3 separate regions of the Homo sapiens genome follow, and regions 1 and 3 are each linked to region 2. The links are chromatin loops, found by intact Hi-C in ENCODE. Cell type or tissue: IMR-90. All regions are shown on one strand. Region 1 has its middle 230 kb from the start of MIR3668. Region 2 overlaps LINC02941 (long intergenic non-protein coding RNA 2941). Region 3 holds the start of LOC105378027 (a long non-coding RNA gene).

Region 1 (8,000 bases), 370 kb before region 2:
GTAATAAATAAAAATGGAAGTGTGTCATATTATTGAAAAATAAAACCTGCCTAAAAATATGTAGGAAACTGATGTTGATTCTTTAATGTTGGCCCCATCTCCACCTCACCACCGTGAACCAAAATAACAATCTACTTATTGAAGAGGACATGTCACCTTTGAACTAAATATCTCGGTCTTGTCTTAGTGGAACATGGCATCACTTACACAAACTTAACATAAATGCCTGTTCAAGAACAACGTATTTGAACATTAAATATTTCAGTAACTTGTAATGTTATAATGAATGGTAATAAGCATTATGAATATGAATAGTAGTAATATCTGTTAATAGTTAAATTTGAATATTCATTTTGATATATCTTTATTGTATTTCACAATAAACTTAAAGTAAGACATAAAAACATATGTAACACATAGAATTAAAAATATGTTGCCAAATACATGGATATAAAGTTTTCACTGACTTCCCAATGGGATAGTCAATAGTTAATAAACATTTTGAGCCAATTTCAAAAATTTTATATGTAATTAAGATTATTAATTTAGGTACATGCACCTATTTATAATAATGGACTGAGAAATATTCTAGTGATTCAAGCGTTATCTTTTCCACTCTTCACATGTCAAAAATTATATCTTTAAATTGTCGTGTGTGCAATCACCATCCTCCTAGACAACATCTGTTATCTAAGAGAAGCATGGATGTGCATTTGCTATTCATGCTAACAGGCAGCACTTGTTGAATTCAAGTGTAATGTTCTCATAGAAATTTTAATCTCGCCACAAAGATGTTACTATGAACATTACAACAGCTTTAAAAACATCCTCTAGGTTGGATATTTTTATTAAAGGTCTAAACTCCTCTACTTAAAAAAAATGGATACTTTCATATTATCTTGAAATCATATACAACTACTTTCAATTGAATTAACTTATGACTAATATACCTTACACAAACATCAAATTATTCTAAATATTAAAATAAGTAGAGTGATGTGAGATTTTGTTTTTAGGGACTTAAATTAAGGACAATGTTTTCTTTTCTGAAACTTGTCTTTGCAAAAGAAAATTTCTGGTTTATATGGTTAGAAAATTTGAGAGACATACAAATGGAAAAATATGTGAACAGAATAATAAAACCAGAGACACACTTTGCACACACAATCACTGCCTTATGGACTAGTATGTCACAAAAGCCTTGGTTTCAGCTCTAAATTTTGAATCAGAAAAAGCAAAAAGAGACACAATCGTAAATTTATAATTCCTGAAATATACAAACAAAACAAATACTTTTGAATTTTCATACAGAGTACACACATTTTTTGATGATTTTCTGCTATATGATGTACATATCTTACAACACGACAGTGTGGTTGTAATTTCCATTGTATTATATTATTCAATTTAATTGTATGAATATAATTGGGCTCCTGCCACATCCTCAGCACTGTTCTACAAGCTCTGAACTCTAGTAAAGGTGCATGTTATAGGGGCGAATCACTTTACTTCAAGTGGGTAGAATAGTTTCATTCTGTATCTCCTCTCTCCCTAATTGAGAAGTTCTGTGCCTGGCAGGGATGAAGGTAAGATGTTCCCAGAAAATTTCTTTCCTTTTCTTGGAAGCTTCTCTCTGATGTCTACTAGCACAACTGTGCTATAAGGACAATGTCTAAACACTATGCCTTGCCCCAGCTGACACTGTGAAGAGCTTGAATTTGGTTCTGATTCTGTCTAATTTTGTTTGAACTCAGAGAGGCTAAGCACAAATACTACAGCAATGTTTACTAACTTTCTCAGTCTCCAAGCTCCTCCAGAAATCCCAGGCTCTCCACAAAGTATGCCTTGTAGGGATAGAGGTGTCTGCACTCAACCTCCGAGACCTGATCTGTCAGGACTTGTTAGAGGTCACATACCAGATGCTGCTCAGCAAATGACTGAAACATGATAGTGACCTGAGTCTCATATCACGTAGTATGTTTCTCCCTCTAAGTCCACAACCTCACTTGCAGGCTTTGATTTTTTTTGAGGGCTTTTTTTTTTTTAACTTAAATATCCCTGGTACTTTTGCATATTTTTTTACAAACAACATTAAAGCATGATTTCTATGAAGAGAATAGATATGAAGAACACAAATTACAGAAAGCCACGATGCTCTCAGGATTTCCCCATCCACACCCTGTTAATTTGGGGATCTACCTCTCTACCGCCTGAACATCAGCAAGGCTGGAGCTAGGGTCTGAGATGATGCTGTAAGCTATTATTATTAAACAGAGAGTACAATTTAGTCTAAGAGTCAATGAAGTCATTTTTGTGCCCTAAAGAACGATTAAGCTATAGCCAGGCAAAAATGTTGAAACTTTGAGGGGATGAAGGTGGAAATTGGTGGGATGATAGAAGTGAGAGGAGGACTGAAGAATTAACAAGTATTTCAGAGTATTTTCCCCAAAGTGTGCTTACTATTTTTACAGAGAAAATTTACACTGGAGAAACTTTGCAGACACTATTTTAACCAAGAGACCAATGTTAACATCACCAAAAATAGAACAAAATAGTGTCATGTGCCTACTGATAGAATGAACTGGAAATGATACAGTAACAGACCAATGCAAATTAAGAGGTATTCCACTAAATAAGTAGGCTTTACTCTTTAAAGTATCAAAATAACATAAGACAAAGAAAGGCTGGGTGCAGTAGTTCACACTTGTAATCCCAGCACTTTTGGAGGCTGAGGTGGGAGGCTCACTTGAGGTCAGGAGTTGAAGACCACCCTGGGAAATAGTGAAACACCGTTGCTACAAAAGAGAATAAAAAATTCACTAGGTGGCATGTGCCTGTAGTCCTAGCTACTGGGGAGGCTGAGGCAGGAGGATTGCTTGAGTCCAGAAGTTTGAGGTTACAATAGCTATGATCACACCACTGCACTCCAGCCTGGGCAACAGAATGAGACCCTGTATATAAAATAATAATAATAATAATTTTTAAAAAGACATAGAAAGACTGAGGACCTATTCCAGATTGATAGCCAAAGAGCAGAAAAGAAAACATAACACAACCATGTGCTGGACTCCGGGTGACGACATTTAACTAGTCTACAGATTCGGTAATAATATTGTATCTAGTGGTAATTGTGTTGTGAAGATACACAATGATGTTCTTGTTTTTAGGAAGCACATACTGAAGTGTAAAGGGTAGCTTAGTGTGGGCTCATTTCAGAGTAAGATTCTCTCGGTGCCCATAGTCCTAGGGGAGCCTCACACTTTTGTGGGCTTTACCTCTGGAATCTCCACCCAGTTCTTGTGGTAAAAAAACAAAACAAACAAACAAAAACCAGAAAAATTGACTCCTGGTTCTAGCCTGAGGAGAAGAGTAATCCTTGTGAAATGTGCTGAGAGCCTTCTGCATAACAAAGGCCTACACTCTCTGGGGAAACAAAACCTTACCAGAGCCTTGTCCTGGAGCTATGAAGAGGTGCATTCCTCTCACTCCACTAGCATTCCTGTCTCAACTAAGACGAAGAAAAAAAAACCACATATATAAAAAGAAACACTTGTGAAGGTCATGGGCCAGGGACACAGGAGCATTAAAAGACTGAAGTTAATTGAAAAATTATACAATCTTCTTCTCTACCTTACTGCAATTACAACAAAACTTTTGTTTAATAATGGTGGATTACAGAGCTGTAAGACATAGACTTTCTGCAAGGAGGAGCACTTACAGAAGTTCAAAGTCAAGAGGGGAGACAAAAACAAGGACCGTAGAGGAGTTTGAAGCCTCTGGCACATAGAGCTACAACAAACATTGAACAAAGCCCAAACACTAGCCAGATTAACATAAATCCTCACATTACAGGTCTATTTACTTGGCTTCCTATTATGCAATACAACAAGTCCAGTTTCACAAGTAAATGAATGGATGGCATGTCAACAGCAAAAAGGAAGAAAAAGAAACAAGAAAGTAAACAACAAAATAATAACAAAGTCTGAAGAGTCAAAGCAAAGATCAGACCCAGATTCAGGCATGTTACAAATATTGTAATTATCAAGCCGGTAATTGTAAATGTCTATGATTAATATGTTAGGAGATCTAACACAAAAAGTAGACAACATGCAAGAACAGATGGTACAGTAACCAGAGAGACAGAACTCTAAGAAAGAATCAAAATAAAATGGTGGAAATGTTAGAAGCATTTTTACACAAGTAGAAAAAGCCTTTGATGTGCTCATCAGTAGAATCGACACAGCCAAGGTAAGAACTAGTGAGCTTGAATATAAATCTATAGAAACTTCCCAAATTGAAATTAAAAAAAAAAAAAAAAAAGAATAAAAACAAAAGACCAGAACATCCAAGAACTGTGAGACAAATTTAGGGATATAACATAAGATGTAACTAGAGTAAAAGAAGGAAAAATAAAGACAAAAGAGAGCAAAATAAATGTTTGAAATAATAATTTCAAACTTTCCAAAATTAGTGAAAAACACCAAACCATGGATTCAGTAATTTCAGAGAATGTCTAACCAAATAAATACAAACAAATAAACAAAACTATATCGAGGTATAGGACATTCAAATTTTAGTAAACCAATGACAAAGAAAAGATCTTGAAATACTTCAGATAAAAAAACATACTACCTATAAAGGCACAAACATAGAAATTACATTGGAATTCAGGTAAGAAACTATGCAAGCAGAAGAATGGAGTAAAAAAGTATCTGTTTAAAGTTTAACTGTTGAAAAAAACAAATCACCAACCTACTACTCTATCTCCAACAAAATTATCCTCAAAAATTAAAGGAAAAATAAAGACTTTCTCAAAAAATCTAGGACGATCGATCACCAGCAGACTGGTTGCATTAGTCTGTTTTTACACTGCTATAAGGAACTACCTGAGACTGGGCAATTTATGAAGAAAGGAGCTTTAATTGACTCACAGTTCTGCAGGCTTAACAGGAAGCATGACTGGAAGGCCTCAAGACACTTACAATCATGTTGGAAGGCAAGCACATCTTCACATGTCAAAGCAGGAGAGAAAAAAAGAAAGACAGAGAGGGAGGAAGTGCCACACACTATTGAATCATCAGATCTCATTAAGAACAGCATGTGGGAAATCTGCCCCCATGATTCAATCACCTCTCACCAAATTCCTCCACTGACATCTGGGGATTAAAATTCAACATGAGATTTGGATGAGGAAACAGGGCCAAACCATATCATTCTGACCCTGGCCCCTCCCAAATCTCATGCTGTTCTCACATTTCAAAACAGATCATGCTTTCTCATCAATCCCCCAAAGTCTTAATTCATTCTAGCATTAATCCAAAAGTCCAACTCCAAAGTCTCATCTGAGACAAGGCAAGTAACTTCCACCTATGATCCTGTAAACTCAAAACCACCTCTATTACTTCCAATATATGGCATTTGCTAAATTCTCCATATGAAAAGGGAAAAAAATGGCCAGTACAAGGGGGCTACAGGCCCCATGCAAGCCCCAAACCCAGCAGGACAGTCATTAAATCCTAAAGCTCCAAAATAATCTTCTTTGACTCCACGTCTCAGATCCAGGACATACTGATGCAAGGGGTGAGCACCTATAGCCTTGGGCAGCTCCATCCATGTGGCTTTGCAGAGTACAGCCCCTGCGGCTGCTTTCATTGGCTGGCATTGAGTGTCTGTGGCTTTTCCAGACACACAGTGCAAGCTGTTGGTGGATCTACCATTCTGGGGTCTGGAGGACAGTGGCCCTCTTCTCACAGATCCACCAGGCAGTGCCCCAGTGGGGACTCTGTATGGGGGCTCCAACCCCACATTTTCCCTCTGCACTTCCCTAATAGAGGTTCTCCCTGAGTGTTCCTCCCCTGCCGCAGACTTCTGCCTGGACATCCAAGCATTTCCATAGATCCTCTGAAATCTAGGCAGATTTTCCCAAACCTCAACTCTTGCCTTCTGCACGCCCACACTCCCAGTCACCAAGGCTTGGGCCTTGCACTTTCTGAAGCAACAACCCAAGCTGTACCTTGGTTTCTTTGAACCACAGCTGGAGCTGGAATGGCTGGGATGCAGGATGCCATGCCATGTATTGAGGGTGCACAGAGCAGCTGGGCCCTAAGCCTGGCCCATGAAACCATTTTTCCCTCCTAGACCTCTGGGCATGTGAAGGGAGGGGTTCCTCTGAAGGTTTCTGAAATGCCCCGGAGACATTTGCCCCATTGTCTTAGTGATTAGCATTCAGATCCTCGTTACTTATGCAAATTTCTGCAGCATGCTTGAATTCCTCTCCCCAAAATGGGTTTTTCTTTTCTACCACATGGTCAGGTGACATGTTTTTCACACCTTTATGCTTTCCTTCCCTTTTAAACATAAATTCCAATTTCAAACCATCTCTTTGTAAATGCATATGACTGTACACTTTTAGAAAAAGGCAGATTAGCTCTTGAATGCCTTGCTGCTAGAAATTTCTTATGCCAGATGGCCTAAATCATCTCTCTCAAGTTCAAAGTTTCACAGATCTCTAGGGAAGGGGCAAAATGCTGCCAGTCTTTTTGCTAAAGCATAGCAAGAGTGACCTTTACTCCAGTCTCCATTAAGTTCTTCATCTTCATCTGAGACCACCTGAACCTGCACTTCATTGTTCGTGTCAGTATCATCATTTTGGTCACAATCATTCAACAAATCTCTAGGAAGTTCCAAACTTTCCCTCATCTTCCCGTCTTCTTCTGGGCCCTCCTAAATGTTCCAACCTCTGTCTGTTACCCAGTTCCAAAGTTGTTTTCACATTTTCAGGTATCTTTATAGCAGTACCCCACTTCTGGTACCAACTTTCTGTATTAGTCCATCTCTCACTGCTATAAAAAACTACCTGAGACTGGGTAATTTATGAAGAAAAAAAGTTTAATTGGCTCATAGTTCTGCAGGCTTAGCAGGAAACATGATTGGGAGGCGTCAGGAAACACAATTATGGTGAAAGGGGAAGCAAACGCATCTTCACATGTCAGAACAGGAGAGAGAGAGAGAGAGGGAAGAAATGCCACAAACTTTTAAACCATCAGATCTTGTGAGAAATCACTCACTATCATGAGAACAGCATGGGTGAAATATGTCCCCATAATCCAATCACCTCCTACCAGGTTTCTCCCCCAAAATTGGGACTTACAACTCAACATGAGATTTGGGTGGTGACACAGAAGCAAACTATATCACACATGGTGCAAGAAATATTAAAAAATATTCTTCAGGCAGAAGAAAGATGATATGAATCAGAAACTCATCTCTACACAGAAAAAGAAGATCTTCAGAGAAGAAATAAATAAAAGTAAAATAAAGACTATTTTTCTTATCTTTAGGTGATTTAGAATACAAATAATAATTGTGATAGTGCTTTGGGTAATTATAGTGTATGAACATATGAAATAAATGACAAAAATTTCACAGGGATAGGAGAGAAAAATTGGGAATATTCTGATATAAGACACCTGCACTACACATGGAGCAGAATAAGATTATTTGAAAGTGGACTTAGGCTGGTAAAAAATGTTTATTAGTGAATGAATGTATAACGTAAACTGTACACAAAGTACTAAAATGTTCAAAGAAGAGGTAAAAAAATTATGCTAAGAGAGAAGATAAAAATCAATCACAAAAGGACTCAATTAAAACCAGAGCGTGCAAGAAAATAACCTTTGTCAATAAGTAGACAATATTTTAACATACAGTTGCTATTAATCCAAATATATAAATAATCACTTTAAATATGAGTGGTTTAAATACACCACTTTTAAAAGCAGAGATATTGAGAGTGGGTAAAAGCAAATTCAAACTGTATATTATTTATAAAATCTGCAGTTTAAATATAAAGACTCTAATAGGTTAGGAGTAGAAAGGTGGAAAAAAATAAAGCACGCTAAACAAATCAAAAGAGAGCTGTAACTTTGAGTAACTGTGTTAATTTCAGACAAAACAGACTTCAGAGCACAAATAAATTTTAGGTATAAACATTAGAACTA
Region 2 (8,000 bases):
ATGGGAATCCCAATAGAGTTTATTCCTTAACCCCACTGTACTGGTAAATAATAGTTCATGTCCATGGTGCTCTTGATTCCCTTGAAATGGTCATTAAAATTTCTTTCTTCCCTCTGGTTCATCTCTCTCTCTTTTCCCTTCCCATCCCTTCCCTTCCCTTTCTTCCTGTCTTTAGTCATGTTTGGATTGATTTTCAGAAGGTTTAGACTGTTTCCTCACGTTGTCACCAGCTCATTACCACAGAATTACACTTCACAAACAAGAGCTGGCTGGAGAGCTAACTTGGCTTAGCTGTGCTATCTGAGGGAATTATTATTATTATTATTATTATTATTATTATTATTATTATTACTATTAGAGACGGAGTCTCGCTCTGTCATCCAGGCTGGAGTGCAGTGGCGCGATCTCAGCTCACTGCAACCTCTGCCTCCCGGGTTCAAGCGATTCCTCTGCTTCAGCTTCCCACGTAGCTGGGATTACAGGCACGTGCCACCACGCCCAGCTAATTTTTGTATTTTTAGTAGAGACGGGGTTTCACCACGTTGGCCAGGATGGTCTTGATTTCCTGACCTCGTGATCCACCTTCCTCAGCCTCCCAAAGTGCTGGGATTACAGGTATGAGCCACCGCGCCCGACCGGGAATTATTAAAAGGATAAATTTCTTTCTTTTTGAAAAGACAAGCACAGTCTGATCAGCGGGCAGGCAGCACCACTGCCTGTTCTCTTTTCAGTGCTGTCTTGTGGCCTTTGCTCCCACAGAGTCATTCACTGATGAAGTAAATAGCAGCAGTGGTGTTTTTCTGCTAGGAACCAAGATCCCCCGTGTGCTTTGCTGCAAGAACACATCCTTCACAGCTTTATTGTAATGATTTTACCATTTCTGCTGTTGTTACATGTACTAACAACTAGAAGTCTATATTTCACAATGATATTAAGCACTGAACTTTATATACACACACACACACGATAAAGAGTTATCAACACATGCTCTTTTACTGAGGAAAGCTAAATGCTTTCCTCAGTATTCCAGCTATGGAATTTTATATATATATATATATATATATATATATACACACACACACACATATATAAAATGTGTGTGTATATATATATATAATGACCATATATTCCATATATATGGAGTATACATATATATAAAATATATATGGAATATATATATATATATTCCATGATTTTTTATGTAGTGTTGTTTCCCTGATTAGATAACTTTGATTAGGCAAAAAAGTCTAAAACCAGCTAGATAAATAATAGTTTAGAGGTATACATACAACATGAAAATGCTGAAAGTAGTGAGCATTGCATATTTGGAAAATAATTCAATAAGAAATTCTTTCTGTGCATGTATTTAGCAGCACATAAAGGGAGAAAACAGAACACTTAAAAAGTTTATAAGAGTCTCATAGGTTTTTCTCTGTCTGGTAGTCTGTTTTTGACATTATTATCAGCGAACTTTTGACAAGAGACTGTGATGTCATCAGTGAATATTTAAAAACAAAAACAAAAAAACATCAGAGTCCAGCAAGTCTATTTGTCCCTCTCAGAGAATTTTGGCAGATCAGAAAATCTTTGATTTGTGAGATAGTTTTTTTCAATAAATTATCTTTGGTTACTTTCTTTGTTTTACATTTTATTGGTTTTATCAGACATGTGAAAAAATTTTCTATGTTTACCTACTAGAATCTCCCATGGGATTCTTCTTATAAAGAGTTAGTACAAATATGCAAAATTAGAGCAAATTATGGTGTTGTTATTGCCTATTCCAAAAGTATTATGGAAATACTGGGATAAATGTCAGAGAAGGCAGGCCCAAGAATGAGAACATAAGGAGAATGACTTAACTTAGCATTTTTACATCTATTAGAATCACGGTATACAGAGATATTTTTCACTTTCTACCCATATCTATGATCCTTAGTGATATGTGGCCATATCTAGAAACCCAGAGTTTAACATGCATTACTAATCATGCTTCTTCTAAATCAACTCCCTACCCTAATAACTAACAGAATATTTTCCCCTCCTCACTCATTCCCAGCCCTCATTAGCAATTCCTTCTCCTGGGCTTTATTTATCATGAATTGCACCAGTTTGACCAGACATCTGTTCTCTTAGGAGTGTTAAAGCTTCCATGTCTAATGTTCCTTCCAGAAAAGGCAAGGATCTTACATGCTCTTGACTTCCATGATGAAAGTGCATGGGTAATTTAAAATACACATTATCAAGAATGTGTGATAGCATAAATGAGCCAAATGTGCCTTGAAGCCCTTAACCAAGCCAGTAGGCTATAGAACTCAGTTCCTTCCCCTATATCGAGTTGGAAGAACAGCATCTGGCTTGGCTTATTGACCACTGAGGGGTGGACCATGCCATGAAACATAGAGGTCAAAATTCCCAAGGCTGGCATCAGGATGATGATAGGGATACTGCTGATGTTCAGATGATTTCTGTTTACCACAGTAATTGGCTGTTCCTAGGCTAGAGGAAGCCAGGATTAAAATACAGCCAGAGAGGCTTCTTTTTTTGCTGAGGTCTCTGAAACTCCCAACAAAGGGTGAAGTCCAGAAAATAATTACCTTGTATTTCTGCCTTGGCTCTTTCACACAGTTTTTATTCATATCTCATTTGCTATACCTTAATAAAGATACCAGTTACTTTTGAATTAGGCTTTTGTCAGATTGCCAATATCTTGAAATCTTAAAAACTCACTGCAAATGTGAGCACAGACTTTGAATAACCTGGGCAGCTGGCCAAGCACTGAAGATCTTTAAGACAAGAGTAGTCAGCCATCCCACTTAATGTTTTGATTTTGTGCTCGAATAAAAAAAAGACTGGACCAGATAACCTTCTAACTCGAAGATTCCATGACTCTATTTTTCAAATATCTTCATTTTCCAAGTATTCTACAGGAGAAATACTAAAACTGTGTGGTTTGTTGTGTTTGCCTCTCTCTCTCTCTCTCCCCTCCCCCTTTCTTTTTCTTTTCTACTCATCCCACACCCAAATATGGTGCAATAACAAATTCCTTCACTAAAGCAGCAGAGTTTTTAGTTATTACCATGCATGTTTTTAAATTCTCCCCTCACTGATGAAAACATGTGATATGAAATACTGAAGAAACCTCAGGGGCATTCCAAGCATTTATGGACAAAAAGTCATGACTTGTGGTATTTTCCTTCAAAATCCATGTGAACTGAATCAAACAGACATAAGAATGTATACTTAAAAACTTCTGAAACAGAATGGATGCATTCTGTCATTGACAATCCATTAATATTGTAACTCTGAAATAACATAAATCTGTCTATTCCATTCCATCTCCCTCAGCATTCTTCTAGTGCAAGGCCCCCTATTCTTATCTAGACCACTAAAGCAGCTTCTACACAGGCCTCTTCCCATTTTGCTCCAGGCTGCCTTTATGTGAGTACTGGGTTAAGCCTCCAAGAGTTCCTATCACGACTCTGCATAAAACCAACATTAGTTCCCCTCTCCCTACTAAGTAAATGCCTGACCTTGATATTTAAGTATTTCCAAAGTTTTGCCTTGCCTTGTTATTTTAGCTTTATTTTCTACGATGTTCTTACATATTCCCAGAATGCAGTATTTCTCAATCTTGTCACTATTGGCATTTGATGCAGATAATTATTTGTTGAGAGGTACTGTCCTGGGCTTTGAACAACGTTTAGCATCATTCCTGGCCTTTACCGAATAAAAGTTAGTAGCACTTCTAAGTTGCAGCAACCAAAATTGTCTTTGGACATTTTGCAGTGTCCCCTAGGTGGCAAAATCATAACTGATTGAGAAACACTGCTATAATAAAATCAAATTGCATTATTTGTTGTTCCTAAACCATGTAGTTCTTCTACTTAACAATACATATTTATGGATAATAATTTCTTCTAAAATATTACCATAATCCCCCTCCCCCACACACTCCTTAGTTTTACATGTTAACATTTCAGGGGACATCTAGAGCTTCCTCCATGAAACCTTTCTCAATTTCTGCATACCAATGTGGTCACTCCTTTAAACCCATCCTCTGTCTCCATCTTATTCATTAAACATCCTTCCTTTCCAGGCTTACAATATTTACATTGATCTATTTGTCAAATTGTCCTTGAAATGTTCAAATTAATTCATTCAACTTATAAGCATTGAGCCCCTATAATGTCCCTGGCATTGTTGTATTCGTTCAGAACTACTAGAGTTCTGAGCAGAGCAAGCACTTTCCTTCTGTCAAACTCACAGGTCAGGGAAGAGGTGGATGGTAGAGGGAGTGTGTGTGTACAGGGGGACAATAATAAATGAGTAGTTTCTTTTTTTTTTTTAAGAAATACACCATTTGAGGCTACAAACAGATGGTGCAATAAACTATACGTAGAAACTCTTTAGATACAGCAGTCAGGGAAAAGCCTTACTGGGGTATGATATTTAAACTGTGGATTAAAGTATAAGAAAGCTATCCTCATATTTTTGCCTTTAGAGATACCAGCCTGTGCAAAGGCCCTGAGGCAGAAGTAAGTTTGGCTTATTTGAAAACTTGAGAAAAATGCCTAGAGCTGGCTTATAGTGAGCAGAGGAGAAGGATGTAGAAAATTAATTGAGAGAGGCAAGTAGAAACCAAAGTGTGCAGAGCCTGTTAGTTCAAGGTAAGAATTCTGGATTTTCTTTGAAATGTTTTAAGAAGTGAAGGGTTTTATGCAGTGAGGTGACATCATCTGATTTACACTATTAATACATTACTCTGGGATTCTGTATGAAGAATATGGAAAAGGAGTGTTTCAGTTTAAAGAACCTCAAAATTAGAGGATATCTTAATTTTTTCTATAATGAAAACTCCAGAAGGATTAAATTCCCTATTCTAGAACACTGTGCATGTATCACAAAGGAGTTGGTGTATTGACCTCTTCAGCCCTTGGAAGAGTTTGCTTCTGGTTGTATCTCAATGTGCCATTGAAATATTTTCCATGCGTGCCATAGCAGCAAGAAGGATAGGAAGAGAAGCACTGCTAAAACACAGCATTAAAATAGTTGCCCACATGATTATTCAACAACTCCAAAAGACTGGGAACTCATTACCTCCAAAAAGAGCTTTTTCCAGATTTGGAAATATCTGCTTTTCATTGAGCTGAGTCACAAATGTGTGGGATATATTGATGAGCTCATGAGTAGATCCATTTGGCTCAGGAAAAGTTCTTTTAGATGAGGCTCATCTAACTCATCAAAACCCCTCCTCCATCTACCAAATTGCCTGCCTTTGGGGAAAAATATTATCCTCTGCCAAGGACTTGTCCCATTTACACCTGCTTCTCTGCCTAGGCCTCCCTTAACCCCATTTTCCAATTATTCCAACCAGTCTTCCTCCCTATAAGATGATTTTGGTATCTGTGATAAGCTTCTCTGATCCCATCACCATCTTCAGGTAGCTAGTCATCCCCTCCTCTTCTGTGTCTTCTCTATTAAACTGTAAACTCCCTGAGGACAGGGACTAGGCCTTATTCATCTTGCGAAGTTAAATGTCTACTACATTACAGATGTCTAGTAGAAACTGGTTAATCATTATGGGTGGAGTAACTCTGAGATTTGGGGTAAAATGTTCAAATATTTATTCTACTAATTATGGGAGTTACTCATTCAAACATTTGTTCCACAAATATTACCCAGTGCCTGTGTGCCCAAGTGATGGAAATATACATGGGCCCCACCTCATGGAGCTTATGACCCAGATGAAGAGGCAAACACTAAACAAATATTGAATGATAAATAATTATTAAATGATATGAATTTTACAAAGGAAAAATAGAAGGTGCCATGAGAATACATATTATGGAAACCAAATTTTGCCTGGGTGTTCAGGAAGCCTTTCTTGATGGAACGAGATTGGAACTAAGACCTAAAGGATGAGTAAATCTTGAGAAATGCACTTTAACTCCCTAAGCCTCAGATCCCTCACCAATAAAATGGGACAATAATGCCTTTTCTTTAGAGTTCTCCCAAGAATTAATTAGTTAGCATATGTAAAGTACCTGCTAAGAGAAGGAATTCAACAACTGGTAGGTTTTTTCTCCCATAATAAATGAGGAATGAAGGCAGCCTGAGCAAGCAAAATAGTGGATGAACCTGAATGCTTCCTGTCATGTGATGAATTGTATTCCCAAAACATGTATGTTGAAATCCTAACCCCTAGTACATCAGAATGTGACCTTATTTGGAAATAGGGTTATTGCAGACGTAATCAGCTATGTTAAGATAAGATCGTATTGGAATAGAATGGACATTCAATCCAATATGACTGATGTCCTGTTGAGAACAGGTAGATTTGAACACAGACACAGGAAGGAAGAACATTATGTTGCAATAGAGACAGCAATTGGAGTGCTATAGCTGCAAGCCAAGGAATGCCAAAGATTGTTGACAAGCCACAAGAAGCTATGAAGAGGTAAAGAAGGATTCTCCCCTATGGGTTTCAGAGGGAGCATGCCTCCATCCATACCTTGATTTTGGACTACTAGCCTCAAGTACTGTGAGACAATAAATTTCTCTTGTCTTAAGTCACTCTGTAATACTTTTTACAGCAGACCTAGGAAGCGAATACATCTCATAAAAGGATTTGGAGGCTGGGCACAGTGGCTCATGCCTGTAATCCCAGCACTTTGGGAGGCCAAGGCGGGCGGATCATGAGGTCAGAAGCTCGAGACCAGCCTGGCCAACATGGTGAAACCCATCTCTACTAAAAATACAAAAATTAGCTGGGTGTGGTAGCACATGCCTGTAGACCTAGCTACTTGGGAGTCTGAGGCAGGAGATTCGCTTGAACCCGGGAGGGAGGGGGAGGTTGCAGTGAGCCAAGACCATGCCATTGCACTCCAGCCTGGGTGACAAAGTGAGACTTTGTCTCAAAAAAAAAAAAAAAAAGGATTTGGAGTGCCTGTTACATGCAATGATGCAGACTTTAAAGACTGATGAGTTGGAAGGTAGAAGTTGAACAAGCAGACCTATATAAAAAGGTGTCTTAGGAAGATAAATCTAGAAATTTAGCCATGTTAATATATTTCCTGTTCCCAGTAGATCCATATGCTCCTTGAGGGCAGAACCCACGCCTTCCATGCCAAGCCAAACTCAAAATATACTGACTAAATGAGATCTTTCAAATAAACACTTTGGTGTGTAAGCTATTTATGAAAAATTTGGAGGTAAAACATTTTAACACATTGAAATTTTACTCTTCTAAAGTAAAAATCATCTTCTCATTTTATTTAATTGAAGAGGCAGCGCATGCAGTAAATTAGGTCCAATTTGCATGCAATTGTGCATGCAATGTAGATCTTGGCTTTAACTAGGGAGCAAGCTGTGTACAAACTCAAGCACCCTTACATTTGAAGTTAACATTAATTGTTTGCTTAAATTTTTCAGTACTTTCCTTCTTTTGCTTTCAAAGACACATATTATAGCATTTTGCTTTCTAATTTAAAGACCACAAAATCCATAGCTGATAATAAGAATCTATCCCTCAGGGGCTAATACATTTCTCTGACAGCATAGTAGTAATGCCCACAAGCTCTGTAGCAAGCCTGTAATTCCGTAAAAAAATCTTCATGGCTTTAATTCATATGATTTTGCTCTGTTTAATTATATTTATCATCCAATAATATTCTGTGCTTATAAAAATAGTGAATGGTATATAGAAGAAGCAATGTACTGTATCATATTTTATGAAATTTCATATGCCATGTGTATTGATTGTGTATAAACTAGAGAACATATTTGTTTAAATTAAGGTTTTAAATTCAGTTTCATACCAATTCCTTCATCTCATTATCTGTAATATATTTGTTTACATCCATGAAAATGTTACCTGGTTAAATTACAAAATTTTTCCTAATTCAGATTGATTTATATCTTCTATCCTCTTAATTTGTGTGATTTCATGTTGTGATCATTAAATAATTAAAAAAGGACCTTAGTTTGATCAAATTAATATT
Region 3 (8,000 bases), 480 kb before region 2:
TCATAAAGCTAAGAGACAGATCTGCAAACAATGACAAGCCCTGTGTACAGTAACCACCATCATTATTGACTGAGTGATCAGAAGGTTTAATTGGTGACTGAGGAATCACTAATTGGGCATTAATCTCTCAATCAGTCATGTTTGCTTATAGAAATGACTCTTTGGTAAGTTTCATTTTCTTTCTTTTCTCACACAGCCAGGGAAGCTTTGACTTGTACATTAGAAGACAAGTTTACTTTAGTAGTTGATCTGGCTTTCGAAAGGACAAAGCCACTGATTCCACAATTAGAAAGGAGTAAAATGTCAAGAACCCTGGTAAAGTAATACCTTTCTTTAAACGGACAGTGAGAAATGAACAAGTGAGACTGAACCCTTTACTGAGAGCAAATTTAATTGGCAGGGGTCAGGGAATTTCACAATGATATAGAGTTCCTGAAGGATGCAAAAAAAAAAAAAAAGTATTCTGAAGAGGAGGAAAAAACTGCCTAAAGTAGGTCTGGTGATGTCAATGTCAATCTTCTCCTTCACAATCTTGCCTGGGGCTGGTTCTGCCAGGACTAAAGAGACAATGACATCTGTACGGTATATTCATAGTACTGTAGCATTTTATTGTACACCTTGGTAAAAATAAAGAAATTTTTGGCTTCTTTCTTAAGAAAAAGATGAGGGAGAAACTAAATTATGTGTTTGTTGTTCTAAAATGCATATTGCTCTACATTCAGTAAATGCAAAATAAGTGCTCATTAAGTGAAATCTATACTAAAATTTTTAAACAATTCTCAAAAGTGGAAAAATTAATTTGCTTACAGACCCAGTAGTTGAAGTTCCAATAGTTCTTAAATAGCCTAAAATAGTTTTGCTCTTAATAACAGAGCTCTGGGTTTACGAAATATGTTTATTTGCTAGGGAAAAGTTTTCAATACCTATGTTTCAGGAAGGGTGTATTGGTTTTATATGTATCTTTACATTTTTCTCTTTAGGATATATTTCCAAAACACGATTTATATTGTGAACTGCATCATGTATGAACTGTTTCTAGACTACTTGAAAATGTACCAAAATAAAACATTCTAATCTGTACAAAATCAATGTCTTGAAACTGAATCCATTTCTAAAATATTACACACGTGACTGGTAAACATGATTATGAATATCATCATATTTTCCAGGTTAATCTGAATTAGCTGCAAAGATAATAATAGATTCAACCTTGGAAAACTATGCAGATTCCAGTTTAAAGTGCTGTGCTACTTAACAAAGATGTACAGTTCTTTATATACCATCTATGCTAAAAATCGCAGGTATTGAAAACTTTTTCCCATCAAGTAATATACATTCTAAAATGCATATTGCTGTATGTTCAGTAAGTGCAAAATAAACTCTCATTAGCTGAAATCTATTCCAGTTTTTTAAACTAATTCTTAAATGTGGAAAATGTAAAAAATGTGTTCTATCATCAAATATTATTTTTCATTATGTATTTCAACACATAATTAAGTTAGCTATTGTTTCACTTGTATTGAAAACCTAGAATCTGAAACCAGCGACTTGTATACAGAGTTATTTCTCAGGCTTTTGTGTCTTCGGTGATCCCGGCTTTTAAGTCATTCACTTTCAATTTCTGTAAAGCTGTTCACAAAAGCTTTACTGGGAGTTTGTTTGTTGCTAAGCTTCATCCATGTTACGGTGCATTATTAAAGTTCATTTATTTTGCCTACTATAGAACATGCCAACGTGAGAATGACACACGGTTTATTCATCTAGTTTGCCACAGGGGGTGTTCAAATTATTTCCAGGTGTCTGATGTTATGATATTCTCATGCAGGTCTCTGGTGGTACCATGTTTTAAGAGTTTCTCTTGGGTGCATATCTCAGCGTAGAATTCTGGGATATAGAGCATATATATGCTCAACTTTAGAAGGAAATAGGCAACAGCAACTTTCTTCATAGCTTCTTTCACCAAGTTAAACCTCCACTTTTTCAAGACTAATCAAGTCACTACTAATTAAACCTATTATTCTTTTCACTGTTAGGCACTTTGCTTAACCCAATAATCTCAGAATTGTTAGGGAACACAAAAATACTGTAACATCTGTGACAATGCAGTTTTCCTAATAAAATATTTTTATTTTTTCATGTGCTTTAAACTGTTTGTTTTGTCAAAGCAGAGAGTTTCCTGACTTAGATGTTGTTAGGGACTTGTCTGAAATTGTGACTTCAGAATTAATTCCTGTTCTCACTAGTATCCCGGTTAGTCAAATCAGACACTTTGTATGAGAAAAAGTTTCACTTCATTTTTTTCAAATCAAAAGCACTTGTTAATATGCACTTGAGGAATATAAAAAACAAAAATGCCTTCTAGAACATATGTAGTAAAATAAATTATTAAAATTAGTTCAATAAAATTAAAATGATGTGAACTTAAAATAATTAATTTTAAGTTGGGTAAATTTCATGTAATACCTCATTATTTAATATGGAATAATTTAATGAAGCAAAAAGCAAAAATTATAGACTAAGAATATAAGCACATGATAATATATTAATCTTTCAGAAAATATCTTCATGCATGTGTTCAACTCTGACATTCAGTTTCTGGAAAAAATTAAATAAGAATACCCCCCTTACTTTAATTAGACATAATGATTTTAAAAATTGTATATTTACAGGAAGGAATGGGACATGCTACTATAAAATAATTAATCCAACATTTACCATTAAAATTTCATTTGTTGATAGGAAGTAGAATATATTTCAACACATAATTATAATGAGGTAAGATGATTTTCTATAATTAAATACTTCAAGTAGCATTTGACAAAGTAAGACTTATCTACAATGTCAAATAAAGGCATATCGCACCTAAAATAAATAATTGTTCATCTGCAACTTTTGTACATCATAATTCAAAAAATTTGATGTACTAAATAGACTCTAGTTACTATTTAAAAAGTTAGAGTAAGTAATCTGTGTTATGCTGGAAATTTGTAGATTCTTTTGTTTCCTCCTAATGATGGATTTAAGGAAAAGGAATTGAAAATAACATTTAAAATTGCTTACATTAAATATGTGAATAAAAGCCATTTTAAAAAGTTTATTATTTCTGACAGCTCATTGCGTTACTCTAACTATACTTTTTTTTTTTTTTTTTTTTTTTAATTGAGACAGAGTCTCTCTTCATTGCCCAGGCTAGAGTGCAGTGGTGCGATCTTGGCTCACTTTAACCTCTGCCTCCAGGGTTCAAGTGATTCTCCCACCTCAGCTTCCTGAGTAGCTGGGATCACAGACACATGCCACATGCCCGGATAATTTTTTTTAGTGGAGACAGGGTTTCGCCATGTTGGCCAGGATGGTCTCGAACTCCTGGCCTCAAGTGATCCGCCTGCCTAGGCCTCCCAAAGTGCTGGGATTACAGGCATGAGCCACTGCGCCTAGGCTAACTATACATCTATAGTTAGCAATTCATTTTCAAAAGCAATTCATCCTTTGGAAACAGTAGTTTGGCACAGAGGAGGCCATAAAATCAGATTTGCTATCAATTCTACCACCAATAATCTACCATGTATCTGATTTAAGAACAGTCTACAAGGACAGAAATACATCATTTTTTATTCCCTGCTCCTTTCTTAACAGAAATATGTATAAGACAGGGAAAAACACAAATTTCTGTAGTGGGATTAGGGGATTTTAATGAAGGCAACAAGAGTAATTTGAAATATCTGATGAGATGAATGAGTGATTTTTATTTTTTGTAAATAGCTATTATATTAAGGAAAGGGGCTTAAGGGGTTTAAACAAAAAACAAACAATATCATGCTAAAAAAGAGTAATTGTGGTAAGTGAGGAGCTTTAATTAAGTCTGTTAAAACTGTCTGTACTCACATTCTTGGAAATAATCCCAATTTGAAGACCACTGTTCAATGACTCCACTAGGTGAAAAATCATCTTCTTCCTATCAAAAGTGAGGTAGACATTTAATACTTCCAGTCAAGCCTGAATCAAGACTTTCTACATTTAAAAAGGCAGATGATGGAAAATTACACTAGAAATCAGCTGGAATGGGGGCAGTGTTGCTCACTGGCTCAGGTTGTGTCTACCCAGGATGACCTGATGTTCTGGTTTGCTTTCCCCAGCAGGATGTGGTGCACCTCTTGTCCCAGCATCCTGGCAGTTTTTCTTTACTTTTCTTCTTTTTCTTTCCAGACAAAAGTGTCCAAATTTAGATAATAAATTATATATCACATACTTCTACCTCAATCCTCTCCCATTTATATGACTTTTTGAGAAACTATGGTTCAAGGTTGATCAATAATTATGTAGAAATGCCCAGAGCCACAGAGTTCTTACATAAAGGGAAAATGTTCTCACCCCTAATTCCAATATTATAGAACCTGAGGCTGTGTGCTTTCTGACTGTAGCTTTATCCCCAGGTCCAAAATAATGAGCTATATAAATGACCAACATAGGACTATTTTTCAATGGGGAAAAAGGCAGGGAAACTGGATATTTAATTTGCAAAATTAAAGCTGGTCATTAGCTTCACAAAGAGATTAGCAGTCTGTCGAATTCTTACATTGATGTTTCTTAAGGGAATAAGATGGAGTGAAAATGTCTGAGCTTTTTATTTCTCAATTTAGCATAGAGTATGTGAATGAGTTACATTCATTTTCGTTCAACATTCACTCTGCAATTATTCATTAAGTATTTAAGGCACCCCAAATGCCTGTCTTCAAGGACTTTAAAGTTAAGTAGGGGAGACAGACAAGCAAAGAATGCAATATAAGGTGGTAGGTACTGCAAAAACATAAAGTGGGAAAACAAAGGAAAAACTTCCAGCATGTCAAAATGTATTAGGAAACCCTTTTGATCCTTCCTGACTTTAGACGAGTAAATAGAGCTCTGTATTTTTGGTTCATGAACGTACTTCCTTAATTCTAACAATGTGAATACACAAGTCCCCCTCCCTGACAAATGTCTGAATCTTAAAGCTGAATGTAATTGGCATCTATTTTTGAACTTTTATGAACTATTTGTGGAGAAACGTTTTGCTTCTTGATGCAAAGCCATGGGCAACTGCAATTCACCACAACTTCTCTCCTGCTGCCTGAATTCTTTGAATAAGGCATTGTGTGAAATTCCGACCTCATTAAATCTGCTGTTTAGCTGTGCTCTGTGCAGCCACTGCGAATCTGCTCTGGGTCAACCCTCCTGCTTGTGAAACCATTTAAGGCAAACAAGATGCCTGAACCATGAGGTGTAACATAATACCAAAGTCAGACAGCCACATTCTTTACTGCTTAAGTAAATTTCTACATTCTTTGCTGATCAAACTAAACTCTTTTTCGTTTTTATTTGGTAGAATCATTCAGACAAAATGTTGCTTCCTCCAAATAATAAACTGCACTGGAGGATCACATAGTTAAAGAGCCGAGAAGCTCATTTCACTTAACCATAGTCTACAAAGGCATAAAAATTCAAGTGGAAAGAGTCCCCCTGGTAAAGTGGATCACTTTAATTCTGAAATAGAAATTGCCTGATGACACCACTTGGACAAATTAAGCAAAATATTTTCTATTCTGCACAGAACAGAAGATTCATTCCAGAATAATTTTACTCTGCTCTAAAGCAACCCAAGAAGTCATTAAGTGTGTGTGTGCTCACGTGCATGCATGTGTTAGGTAGATGGGAAAAATGTCTGCCAGAATTGAGACCATATTCTCATTTCACATGATTTGACAGTTCTTATGAGGCAGCAGTGACTGTTTTTCTACCTACCTTGGTGACAGTCTCAAATCAATCAGTGACCTAGATGGAAAAGATTTTATAGCCCATTACCCAAGCCTTCAGTCATCCCACTGGTATTGTGACCGAACTGATTTTCAACTCCAAAAATAGACTCTGCTACTGAAGTTATGAGATTTTCCAGACAGAGACAACAATGTGATCGGCTTGGAGTAGACCTACAGATTTCTTCAAAAGTATTTGTGATATATTTTTATAACTTCAATTATTCACAATGCCTCAAATAAGCACCATTGTTAAGTTTGAAAAGTTATATATGTGATATATTAGCATGACATATTAATACTTAATGTGGAAACACATAACAAATTCATTAAAAAGACTTTTTTAAGCTCTTTGAAGTATGTGAGTTTTTATTATTTTTTAATTTTAATTTGATTTTTCCTATGATATATTTAAATAGCAACAATCTTTAATAGTTGTTTTAACCTTGCTAGAAAGAACATTTGTAGATATTCATAATTTAATTTTTTTAGAATATTGCTTTTTATACTTTTTAAAAACATTTATGGGTACATAGTAGGTATATATTTATGGGGTACATGAGATGTGTTGATAGAGGAATGCAATGTGAAATAAGCACATCATGGAGAATGGAGTATCCATCCCTTCATGAATTTATCCTTCGAGTAACAAACAATCCAATTACCTTCTTTATTTGAAAGTATATAGTTAAGTTATTATTATGGTCACCCTATTGTGCTATCAAATAGTAGGTCTCATTCATTCTTTCTATTTTTTTTGTACCCATTCACTGTTTATATCTTCCCCACCAACCCCTCATTACCCTTCCCAGACTCTGGTAACCATGGTTCTACTCTCTATTTCCATGAATTCAATTGATTTGATTTTTAGATCACACAATTAAGTAAGAATATGATGTCTGTCTTTCTGTGCCTGGCTTATTTCACTTAACAGAAAAATCTCCACTTCCCTCCATGTTGTTGCACATGACTGGATCTCATTCTCTTTATGGCTGATTAGTACTTCATTGAGTATATGTACAACATTTTCTTTATCCATTCATCTGTTGACAGACACTTAGGTAGCTTCCAAAGCTCAGCTATTGTAAACAGCGCTGCAACAAACATAGGAGCGCAAACATTTCTCTGATATACTGATTTATTTTCTTTTCAGTGTACACTTAACATGGATTGCTGGATTATATGGTAGCTCAATTTTCAGTTTTTTTGAGGAAACACCAAACTGTTCTCCATAGTAGTTGTATAATTTACATTCCCACCAAGAGTATACAAGGGTTCCCTTTTCTCTACATCCTTGTCAGCATTTGTTATTGTCTGTCTTTGTGTATAAGCCATTTTAATGGAGATGAGATAATATCTCATTGTAATTTTGATTTACATTTCTGAGATGATCGCTGAGGTTGAACACCTTTATATGTATCTGTTGGCCTTTTGTATGTCTTCTTTTGAGAAATACCTGTTCAAATCTTTTGCCCATTTTTAAATAGGCTTATTACTTTCTTCCTATAGAGTTGTATGAGCTCTTTATATATACTGGCTATTAATCCTTTGTCAGAGGGTAGATAGCAAATATTTTCTCGCATTCTGTGGGTTGTCTCTTCACTTGGTTGATTGTATCCTTTGCTGTGCAGAAGCTTTTACACTTTATGTGATCCTGTTTGTCCATGTTTGCTTTGCTTGCCTGTGCTTGTGTAGTATTGCTCAAGAAGTCTTTGCCCACACCAGTGTCCTGCAGATTTTCCCCAGTGTTTGCAGTAGTTTCATAGTTTGAAGTCTTAGAGTTAAGTCCTAAGTCCATTTTAATTTGATTCTTGTAGATGGTGAGACATAGGAGTCTAATTTAATTCTGCATATGAATATCCAGTTTCCCAGCACCATTTCTTGAAGAGACTGTCTATTCCCCAGTGTATGTTCTTGACAACTTTGTCAAAAATGAGTTCACTATAGGTTGTTTCTGGGTCCTCTATTCTGTTTCATTGGTCTATGTGTCTGTTTTTATGCCCATACCATGCTGTTTTGGTCAGTACAGCTCAGTAGTATAATTTAAAGTCAAGTAATATGATTCCTCCAGTTTTGTTCTTTTTGCTTAGGATAGATTTGACTACTCTTGGTCTTTTGTGGTTCCATATAAATTTTAGAATTGTTTTTTCTACTTCTGGGAAGAATGCCATTGTTATTTTGACAGGGATTGCACTAAATCTGTGGATTGCTTTA

What was found. A loop is a pair of places that touch in the nucleus more often than their neighbours do. Peaks named below come from ENCODE experiments on the same cell type or tissue, not always from the same donor. Only the 100,000 strongest peaks of a DNase experiment are listed, where the experiment ranks them.
Region 1: a loop joins it to region 2, with 3 times the contacts of the local background. A loop is called at or near these places in 12 of 110 quality-filtered maps.
Region 3: a loop joins it to region 2, with 5 times the contacts of the local background. A loop is called at or near these places in 2 of 110 quality-filtered maps.

Annotation. Positions count from the first base shown.
Region 1 is chr6:140,432,048-140,440,047 of GRCh38, reverse strand. No RefSeq gene overlaps it. Among named protein-coding and RNA genes, the nearest start is that of MIR3668, 230 kb to the right of the region's middle. RefSeq lists an enhancer at 3,311-4,308. In IMR-90, no CTCF peak of the experiment used is centred here; a DNase peak (open chromatin) is centred at 3,437; H3K27ac peaks cover 879 bases.
Region 2 is chr6:140,057,328-140,065,327 of GRCh38, reverse strand. The region is part of intron 1 of LINC02941 (long intergenic non-protein coding RNA 2941); the gene reads right to left. The region is part of intron 2 of LOC107986652 (a long non-coding RNA gene); the gene reads left to right. Among named protein-coding and RNA genes, the nearest start is that of LINC02941, 85 kb to the right of the region's middle. In IMR-90, no CTCF peak of the experiment used is centred here; DNase peaks (open chromatin) are centred at 2,767 and 3,107; H3K27ac peaks cover 3,296 bases.
Region 3 is chr6:140,535,185-140,543,184 of GRCh38, reverse strand. LOC105378027 (a long non-coding RNA gene) reads right to left here and starts at 4,695. Exons shown (of 8, transcript XR_001744387.3): 1 at 3,883-4,695. In IMR-90, a CTCF peak has its summit at 4,061; a DNase peak (open chromatin) is centred at 5,234; H3K27ac peaks cover 3,212 bases.